Linked DNA regions of Homo sapiens: region 2 is linked to region 1. The links are chromatin loops, found by intact Hi-C in ENCODE. Cell type or tissue: endothelial cell of umbilical vein. All regions are shown on one strand. Each heading gives the region's core, and the rest is flanking DNA. Links, peaks and the distances in the headings are about the cores only. Region 1 overlaps LINC00607 (long intergenic non-protein coding RNA 607). Region 2 overlaps LINC00607 (long intergenic non-protein coding RNA 607).

What was found. A loop is a pair of places that touch in the nucleus more often than their neighbours do. Peaks named below come from ENCODE experiments on the same cell type or tissue, not always from the same donor. Only the 100,000 strongest peaks of a DNase experiment are listed, where the experiment ranks them.
Region 2: it touches region 1 in a loop (2.4-fold over the local background); 2 of 110 quality-filtered maps call a loop at or near these places.

What each region holds. Positions count from the first base shown.
Region 1 is chr2:215,754,156-215,759,541 of GRCh38, forward strand. The region is part of intron 1 of LINC00607 (long intergenic non-protein coding RNA 607); the gene reads right to left. Among named protein-coding and RNA genes, the nearest start is that of LINC01614, 39 kb to the left of the region's middle. In endothelial cell of umbilical vein, for the core only: no CTCF peak of the experiment used is centred there; DNase peaks (open chromatin) are centred at 2,406 and 4,696; H3K27ac peaks cover 970 bases.
Region 2 is chr2:215,831,748-215,837,133 of GRCh38, forward strand. The region is part of intron 1 of LINC00607 (long intergenic non-protein coding RNA 607); the gene reads right to left. Among named protein-coding and RNA genes, the nearest start is that of LINC00607, 9.1 kb to the right of the region's middle. In endothelial cell of umbilical vein, for the core only: no CTCF peak of the experiment used is centred there; DNase peaks (open chromatin) are centred at 2,254 and 4,214; H3K27ac peaks cover 4,406 bases.

The sequences.
Region 1 (5,386 bases), core at 96-5,095:
TACCTGTGTAACGTTGTCTTACCCACTCACCACCCACTGGACTGGAGTCTCATTGGCCTCCATCTGGATTCCTCGGGGACTCTGTACTTACTGTCCTCTTACCCAGACCGCACCCCCTGCATCTTTGTGTGGCTGGTGTCTTCTCCTTCAGGTCTTAGGTCAGAGATCACTGCCACAAAGACACCTTCTTTGACCACCTGTTTAATGTAACTCTCACACTTCATGTGCTTGTGGCTGTTAATGTCACACTGCTTATTTCTTTCATAGACCTTATCACAAAATGGCATTATGTATTTTCTTCCTTGTTTAAGTGCTGCTCAAAAGCTTCTTTAGGGCAGAGACTTTTTGTTGCTCTTCTTTATTCCTTTCCCCCAATGCCTAGGGTAGTGACCAAAACATAGCAGATGCTATAAATCAATGAATGAATGAACAGTGCGTTCTGAATTGGAGTTGTTTTTATACTTTCATGCTTTTAGAGGCATGGCTTCCTCTAAGTGGAGTGCATTGTCTTTCCTCCTAACAAATTCGCACTTGGCTCAAACGTCAGCTTCTCTGTAAAATACTGTCATCTGCTCATATGACCCCCTTCCCTTTCTCATCTTGCCACCCTCAGCTCTCTATGGCTAGCACAATGCCTAGCACAGAGGAAGCAGTGATAACATTGAATGCCCACTGTGTGCCCAGTATTGCTATGTGAACAAAACAGACAAAATCCTTGCCCTTGTGAAATTTATATTCTAGTTGGGGAAGACAGACATAAACAAAATAAATAATTTAACTATATACTTCTGCAGAAAACAGGGCTAGAGAATACTAGGTGTTATTGCAAAAATTAAAAAGAGTAGCCAGAGAAGATCTCACTGAGTCCTGAGCTTCTTCAAGGAGCAGCAAGGGAACCAGTAGGACATGAGCAGTGAGTGAGGGAGAGAACGGCAGAAGAGATCAAAGATGTAACGGGGCCAGACCATGAGGAGTCTTGTAATCACTGTCAGTGAGAAGGGAACCATTGGAGGCTCTTTCTGAGCCGAGGAGTAACACAACCTGACTTAGGTGTTGAGGGCGTCTGTATGTAGCTGGGCGCAGTGGTGGCACCTGTAATCCCAGCTATTTGGGAGGCTGAGGTGGGAGAATTGCTTGAGCCCAGGAGGCGGAGTGATCCAAGATCACGCCACTGCACTCCAGCCTGGGCGACAGAGCGAGACTCTCGTCTGGAAAAAAAAAAGAGAGAGAGAGAGAGAGCAGGTGGTATGGAGGCAAGTGTGGAAATCAGGAGACCTCCTGGGGCCAGTGGCCCAGGTAAACTTGGATTTCGCTGATGTCACCGGAGGTGGTAAAAAGTGGACAGGTTCTGGATATATTTGTAAGATAGAGCAATCAAGATCTGTTTGTAGATTGGATGTGAAATGAGCCAGAGGAGTCAAGGACTACCCAGCATTTTCGTCTAAGCGTGGAGTTTCCATTCACTGGATAGGTAAGATGGCAGGACAAGCAGGTTGCTGAGGGGGAGAGTAGAAATAAGGCATCGGGTAAGTTTGAGATGCCTAAATAGATACCCAAAATGGAGATAGTAAGTTGCTCATCAAGTAGAAAGGAAACCTGGGATCCAAATGCAGAAAAGACTTTTCTGAGAATGAGTAACTGCAGCAAACCATGTGCTCGATCAAGAAGAAGCTTTATGAAAGCAATAAAAGAAGAACTCTGTTGCAATACCCAAAACATGGATTTCATAACAATATATTTTTGTACAATACTTTAAAATTCTGAACTATGCCTGGACTTTCATTATATTACACGACTGCTGCGTTGGAAATATCTTTGTGTGAGGGAAGATAAAAGAAGCCAACACTTAATGGTCTTTATTTTCTGTTCCTTTTCTTTGTCTTTCTTTTGCCCCTCTCTCTTCATTCTCCCTCTCCTTCTCCCTCTTCCTCTCCACTTTCATATTTTCATGTCTCCTGCCAATGGCCACCCAAGGCATTCTAGGCATTTGATTCTCTCCCCCAAAACCAAAATTCCTCTTTTAAGAGTTTTGTGAATATAATTAGAGGAAAATACTTAGCACCACTTTGCATTTCTTTTGGGAAATACCAGTGATATGGTTAGGATATTTGTCCCCTCCAAATCACATGTTGAAATGTGATCTTCAGCACTGGAGGTAGAGCCTAATTGGAGGTGTTTTGGTCATGGGAGTGGATCATAAGTGGCATGGTGAATTCCCATAGTAATAAGTGAGTTCTCATTCAGTTCACATGAGAGCTGGTTGTTTAAATGAGTCTGGCACCTCCTCCGCTTTCTTGCTCCCTCCCTCACCATGTGACATGCTGGCTCCCCTTCACCTTCTGCCATGATTGAAAGTTCCCTAAGGCCCCCACCAGGAGCAGCTGCCAGCACCATGCTTCCTGTACTGCCTGCAGAACCATGAGCCAAAATAAACCTGTTTTCTTCGTAAATTACCCAGTGTTAGCTATTTCTTTATAACAATGCAAATGAATTAATGCAACCAGGAAACAGAAGGGAACACTTCACAATATACAATTAAAGTACAAAATTAGATTGGATCTCAGAAATACAAAAGGTCAAGGTTTTCATCATGAAATAAGAAAATGGATATATTTGAAATGGTAACTATATTGTTCTTGTATACTCATGGAGAAGGCAAAAAATGCATTGCAACTTTTCTAAAACTCATTGTAGGAAAAATTATTTTCTTATATACTTTAATTAGTAACGGATACACAACAAGGTTTAAAATTACTTGGGCTTAAATTTTTTAAATTACCTCATTGCTTACAAGTACCTATATTTGGTTTTAATCTTCAGTTGGAGCATTTCCTAATGTCACTGAAAAAAACTAAATTCAATAAATTTTAAAATGAGTTATTACTTACCTGAGGTTATTTTTATAAAAATAAAGAAACATTGGGTCACACTGTAATTGGCAGGATTGTTTTCTCTTAAGGGTAGATAAGATAATAGTGTGTTATATAATTAATGCTATCTTAAATTTGATGAATTACAGTACTAAACTAGGTATATATACAAACTAGGTATATACACAAGCCTAAGTGTGTGCATATGTATAAAAATGTAGACATAAGGCCGCACACAGTGGCTCATGCCTGTAATCCCAGAACTTTGGGAGGCCAAGGTAGGTGGATCACGAGGTCAGGAGATTGAGACTATCCTGGCTAACACAGTGAAACCCTATCTCTACTAAAAATGCAAAAAATTAGCCGGGTGCAGTGGCGGGAGCCTGTAGTCCCAGCTACTAGGGAGGCTGAGGCAGGAGAATTGCTTGAACCCGGGAGGCGGAGCTTGCAGTGAGTCGAGATCGCACCACTACACCCCAGCCTGGGCGACAGAGTGAAGCTCTGTCTCAAAAAAAAAAAAAAAAATGTAGACATAATGCCATTTAGATTAGTACCATAAATGGGTTAATAATTTAATATCAAGAATCTTAGATTTATTTGTAAATGGAGAATATTTATTTCTTCAACAAGTATTTTTCCAGAACATATTTGTTGAAGGCATACGACATGGTTTGGATATTTTGTTTCTGCCAAATCTCATGTTAAAATTTGACCTCCAGTGTTGGAAGTGGGCCTAGTGAGAGGTGTTTGGATCATGGTAGCCATGGTGGTGGATCATTCATGAATGACTTGGTGCCGACTTTGCGGTAATGAATTAGTTCTCACTCTGTGAGTTCACACAAAATCTCGTTGTTTAAAAGAGTCTGGGATCTCCCCCATCTCTTTCTCTTGCTCCTTATCAACATGTGACATGCCTGCTCCCACTTCACCTTCCACCATGAATAAAAGCTCCATGAGGCCTCACCAGAAGCTCTGCAGATGTCAGTGCCATGCTTCTTGTACAGCCTGGAGAACTGTGAGCCAATTAAACATCTTTTCTTTATAAATTACCCAGTCTCAGGTATTCCTTTATAGCAATGAAAACAGACTAATAAAGCATAGGTCAGTTGTGCTGGGTGCTAAGAATACTACAGTAAACAAAACACACATAGTTCCTATTCTTAGAAATTTCGGTTCACTTAGGGATATAGGCAATAAAAGAAATAAAGTGTCATAAATGTTTTAATAGAAGAAATTAGGTATGCATTATGAAAATAGAGCAGAGAGACTTGAACCTATAAATTCTTGTTGAAGGAAGTGATATTTTGGACTTAATCTAAGAAAAAACTGAAGTTAGCCAGTAAATGTGAGATGTGTGTCTGTATGTCAGGTGTGGTGGTGCTGAGATATTTTTAATATCATATTTACTTGTGATTTACCAAGTCTCTTTTAGAAAACATATATTGCCATTCTTTCTTGGAAGGAGAAGCAGAAGAAATAAATGTAGGCATTAATACTACCAACACCAAGTTCTGTCGTCTGAGATACCTACACATTTTCCTACCAACGAAAAGTCATAGTCTATTCTGAGAAGCCAACATCCCTCATAGAAAGGTTAACCAAAACGGCAAAACCAACAGGTACTAAGTAGGATAAGTCAAATATTAGGTGCTGTCTGATCCTTAGTAGGAACAATATTCTGAGATGCAAATTTATTTTTATTCTGCAGTTTGACAATAACTTTTATGGCCATGGCCAGTTTCATCTGAAATGATTGGTTCCAACTGATCTAAGTGAAAGGAAATGCTTTAGAGTTTTGCACAATGAACACTACCTCTCAGACAATGAGTTGGCCCATTCATGTGGTCTGCTGGCCAAGTCCACCTCGTTTTAGCCATATAATCATGCAAAGGATCTCTAGAGGCCCCACTCAGATGAGCCCAGAGAAAACTGAAGAAGAGAGAGCCGGTCTTTAGTGGGCTCAGGCTGGGACCATTGGCTCAGACAGGCCTCTCAGGACTTCATATCTCTGCACCGTCGCCTGTGCCTTTAGATTTCATCACTCTACACTAATTTTCACAGCTGTACTGTAAAATCCATAGGAAACTCTCAGAAGCTACTGAAAAGGTAAGAAAAAATGAATCACAGTAGATATGTTTGGTTCAGTTATGAACTAGATTCAATTTTTTAGCATTTATTATGAATAATCTCCTCCAAATCAAAGGAAATTGGTAAACCTAAGCACTAATGAAGACACAGGGACCAAAGTTCATCAATAATGAGAAGTAAAATCATTTATGAATATTCTAGATGCATATCTCATAATGCATATAATAAAAAAATGAGTTTTAACTAAAAATTTCATGAGAATAAAACTAATAATCCAATCTGTCGCTGACAAGTGGACTTATGGTTTAAAGGCCAAAAAGCTAATTAAAACTACAATAAAAGAGAACTTGCTAGTGATTATTGGCAGGATACATGTGACTGGGTTTTTTTTAGGTGTACATATACAGGTATGGAAAGAAAAGGCAGAG
Region 2 (5,386 bases), core at 139-5,138, 78 kb after region 1:
CACAAGCCCATGGGACCTGGGCCAGAGGACAGTCTGGAAAGTAGATACTGTGAGTTGTTCCGCATCTCTTACACTCCAGCAGCAAGGCATTTTCTTTGCTACATTATTATTTCTCTTAAAAAGTGTTGTTTCCCAACCAAGGGTCTGGCCATGCCTGGGATGCCTGGAAGACCATCAAATGTCACCAGCCTGGAATGCGTGGAGGACCATCACCTCTACCTCCCCCCTCAAACCATGGCATTGACTAACATACTTAAGGAAACAAGATGCTGACAATATCGGCTGGGTAGACCCAGTTAATTCCCCACTAAGTACACCCAATTGATTTCCCTACCTTTGAAGGTGCATTTTTTAAGGGCATTAGAAAGATTTGTTGATAACAATAAAGGCTATATTATGGAATTAACTATAGTTTACTAAATAACACTACCATACATTTACACACAAAAAAAATGCAAATGATATAGTACTAGCACCAGGATATGACACTGATATTCTCTATCAATCCTTCCTCAGTAGCATATCGGTAAATTCCACATGTAGCTAAAGAAATATCTCTCCATTTTTTTTTTTCAAATTATCTTCCACTGTTCTGCTGCTGTGGCGGCATTGCTTACTGACTCTCTTTACCTCCATATGAGTTCGCACCCCATTCTGTACCAGACCATTACTTCCTTCTATCAGGGCTTGTATTCATCTGTTCATTCATTCAACAAATACAGTTTAGGGTCTTCCATGTGCTGGAGTATTGTTGTAGGTATTGGAGATACAAAGATAAAGCAGATACAGCCCCTTCCAGTTTCTCTAGGATCAGGCAGCACGGAAGACTGAAAAAGGAAATGAATCTTGTACTGAGTTTTTTAACTACTTTATTTCATTTTGTATTTGTCTTCAAGATCACTTTATTGTCAAGTACGATTATTATTTTTTTTTAGACAAAGTCTTGATCTGTCACCCAGGCTGGAGTGCAGTGGCACGATCTCAGCTCACTGCAACCTCCACCTCCCAGCTTCAAGTGAATCTCCTGCCTCAGCCTTCCAAGTAGCTGAGACTACAAGCACGTACCACCACATCCAGCTTATTTTTATATTTTTAGTAGAGAGAGGTGAGGTTTCGCCACGTTGGCCAGGCTGAGCTCGAACTCCTGACCTCAGTTGATCCACCTGCCTCGGCCTCCCAAAGTGCTGGGGTTACAGGCATAAGGATTTTAATTGACATAAGCAAATGAGAGAAAAACAAAGGTAGATTTGTGAAATAAAAGATGACTTTATGCCAAATGAAAGCGAAGGAGGTTCAGGTGCCAAGGTCTCTATAGTTCAAATGGAGAAGTGGTGGAGAAATTGGGGCCACTCCAATGCCTTGTGCAACAGCATAAGCATGCCAAATTCCAAAACCTGTACCATGACAGCCAGTAATACATTCACACTGTGAGTAGCAGTTTAAATTTCTCAAAACTTCATCTGTCACACCAAATTTATGTTGTTAATTTGAGTTTTACTGGTTTTAGAGTTTTTTTCTTCAGTTTGTAAATTTATTTCAGTTTTATAATTAGAAGAGCTATAAGCATCAGCCTTTACACCCAGCTTTATGTTTGCACTTATGTAAGTAACATTGTCATTAAATTAACAATGACACTGAGGAAAACTGTTCCTCATGTTCACATAAGCTTTGGAAACTAATCTTTTACATTAACAGTGGTTGTTCCTAGCCATGGAGTTATCATTCCAGCTCCTATTGATGGAATCAGCCCTGTTTTCAATTTTTTAGTTGATCAGAGATGAAAGAAACGGTCCCTTTTTGTTTTCTAGAGGCTTGAGGGGACACTTCTGGCCTTCTATGTGCAGGGACTATAATTTCCCTCAAATTTATCGGTGAAAGAAAATGGTCAGTTGAGAGTTGGCAAACATGTGAAAACAATAAAGCAGAAAGGAAAACCCAATTCAGTCCATTGCCTCAAAGAATAGGGAAAAGGCTGTGTTTTCTGATAACATATCTCATGGGAGACACCAAGGGACTACTGCAGTCTGCATAGGCATGGGGAGAAGCCATGTTTTACATTACAGGTCTAGAAAGTGAAATTGAACATTGCAATCTATACCTACCCATTTGTCTCCCTATCTCTAAAAAACACATATGAGGAAAACAGTTTTGTTCTACATGGTGTCCAAAGGTTTGTCTTCAGACCTGCGCTGGTCTATGGAAAAATTTTCACTGGTCTTCAACAAAACGAGGAAGATAAGGTCAACACAGTGTTTATATAAGTATGTTGGTGTAAGGTTACCAGCTGTTCCCAGGAAGAACTGTTCTTTGTTCTAAGATGTGATGTAACCCTAGCCACACACATGCTTAAAGCAAGCGTTTCCTCCAGGTTAGGAATCAAACACATTCATGGACTTCTGGCCTTCCAAAATCACAAAGTACTGCAAAATAATGTTACATGCTAGCATTTTATAATATAATAAAATTATTATATTATAAAATTAAATTTATTTTATAAAATTATGTTGAGTAGAGTTCCTTTTATTTTTTATTTATTTGGACATGTAAAAAAATTACTTTTCTGTTTTGTTTTTGCTTTTTGCAGTTTTACTGGTTCGTGAAAGTTCAAGAACCATAGAGTAACGACAAGAGCTGTGACTTAGAGGTAAAGAAAATGGGGTTCTAACCTGAGCTTCACTACCTCGGGAAAGCTGCTTAGCCTTTCACAGTCTCAGGGCCCTCATACAAAAAAGAGACGATAGCATCATCCTTCATAGAGCCACATGTGAGGATTCATGAAACATACATAAAGCATCTGAGCACTTAATAAATGGACGTTATCATCATTGGTAGCTATCAGCTCTTGGTTTTCTTTCTTTCTTTTCTTTTTCTTTTTTTTTTTTTTTTTTTTTTTTTTTGAGACAGTCACTCTATCACCCAGCAGTGGCACAATCTCGACTCACTGCAATCTCCATCTCCCAGGTTCAAGCGATTCTTGTGCCTCAGCCTCCCAAGTACCTGGGATTACAGGTATATGCCATCATATCCAGCTAATTTTTGTTTGTTTGTTTTTGTTTTTGTTTTTTTTTTTAGATTGAGTCTCACAGTGTTGCCCAGGCTGGAGTGCAGTGGTGCAATCTTGGCTCACTGCAACCTCCGCCTCCCAGGTTCAAGTGATTCTCCTGCCTCAGCCTCCCAAGTACACACCTAGCTAATTTTCGTATTTTTAGTAGAGATGGGGTTTCACCATGTTGGCCAGGCTGGTCTCAAACTCCTGACCTCAGGTGATATGCCCGCCTCAGCCTCCCAAAGTGCTGGGATTATAGGCATGAGCCACTGTGCATGGCCCAGCCCTTGGTTTTTCATACATTCGATATAAATTCAGTGATCAAGATGTTTAACTGAGAAGACTCAACATCCTTTAAAATCAGGCAAAGCATAGGACCACACTACCTAACCTAAATAGTTACTTTATTTTTTCTGAACTAAAACCAGTCTCTATCTACACATATATCAAAATAGATTAAAGAGAAAGAAATTAATACATTTAGTGTCTTTTTTGCCTACAAAAAAAACCCAGCTACAGTATTGAAGCTGATGTTTTTGAACTTAATTTGACATCACTTCAGACAACAGCTCCCAACATCCTTTGATGAAAACCTATTTAACTGGGCATAGACATGCTGAGACAAAACAATACACCATATTTTTTAAAATAAATTTTCAACATTAAAAAAAAACTTTAGAGGACCAAAGGAAACAGGAACTAGGATACTTGCCCAGAACAACAAGAAATGATTACTTAAAATCAGATATATTTATGTCATTAAAATTTAATGTATGACGCTCACTCCTTTATATGAATTATTTCAAAACACTATAAGGACATGCTTAATGGGCAGGTAATCTTCACTGGTCTTATTTACCTAAAGATTTTTTTCAATGATAAATAGGTCTAAATATAAACTAAGTTCTTAAGAAAATATAGATGTTAATAGATTTATGTTGAGGAGACTACGTGTTCTTCCTTGTTTGAATAATGTTCAGTGACTGTTTTTTAGCCACTGGGAAAATAGCTCAGTTTTATTCTAAACAGACTCCAACTGAGAAAATAATACAAGACACTTCTTTGTTTATCTGGGGATTTGAGAGTTCTGGAAGTTCATGTAGGTTTCATGAGTGAAAGAATCAACAGTCTTTCTTTCCATAGACATGTCAAATTAGTTGCTCCCTAAATCAAAACATGGCATGGTACAAATTGGGGTCTTGATGTGGCACATTTCTGACATGCTCCTCATGAATACATGTTTTTAATTCAGCAAGTTATTCATCTGGGCTCAGCAAATAGGCCCCTTACCTGTTCCTTAAGTCTTTCCACTGAGCTGTGTTTTCTTTTCCCTTTGCAATTTGCAGTGACTTAGCAACTGATAAATGAGCCCTGGCTTGAGCACCATTTGACCATTAAATAATGCCTAGGGAAGTATATTAGACGAAAATTATGGGCTCTGCACAGAGAAGGCCAGAGAGCCTCTAGATAACTTCGAAACAAGGGCATCAGATGGCAGAACTCTCTACCCTCTACTGCATAGCCCACCCACCTTGGTTTTGTTTACCCCTAACCCAAGCCAAGTGACATCACATCGCTCCCCTAAATCAGCTCCAGAGAACTTTTTGATCCCGAGTATTCCCTCATGGTACATCCTGCAAACATATATTAATCTTGAAGAAAAACAGATCCTTGCCTTAGGAAGCTATCCTTTTTTTTTCTTTGAAGATAGGCTAATTTCAGATATAATTTCTGAATTGAAGAGTTGAGATTGTAATGTTATTTTCTTTTTCAATTTGTTGAACAACTTCAGTGAACTAAATCTGGCAGGGATCTGGCAGAGAAATTGTTTCACTCAATCCTCTCAATCTGCAGAGGCAGAATTTCCCAGTGTGTATGTTCTCACTCGTGTAAACACAGATAGTCATTTGTCGTTGCACCCTAAGAAATGAGACCTCTATGTATCCCAAGGATTTAGTTCTTAGAGATAACTCTATCCTCACAGCCCAAATGGACTTAAAATTTGAACTTTTCAGAAGTAGGTTTGAAAAGGTGGAACAATCAAAACCCTAAGCAATGCCTTTCTTCATTCCCATGAGATTGAAAGACGGTAGTCAAGTCTTTTTAATCTTGTAAAATTCCATGCATTAACTCCTTTATATGCAGAGGGCAATAAATCACAAAGTTATTTCAAGCATTCACTTACTAAATTACTTTCTTCTTTTTTTCATTTTCCACCTTAATTTGATAATGCTACCAATTAAAATGCTACCTATCGGTTTAAGAAATCTATAGACTTTTAGATGGTTTCCATTTTGGAAAGAAATCAATACATTACAGAAACAGAGCTCATTAGTGGCA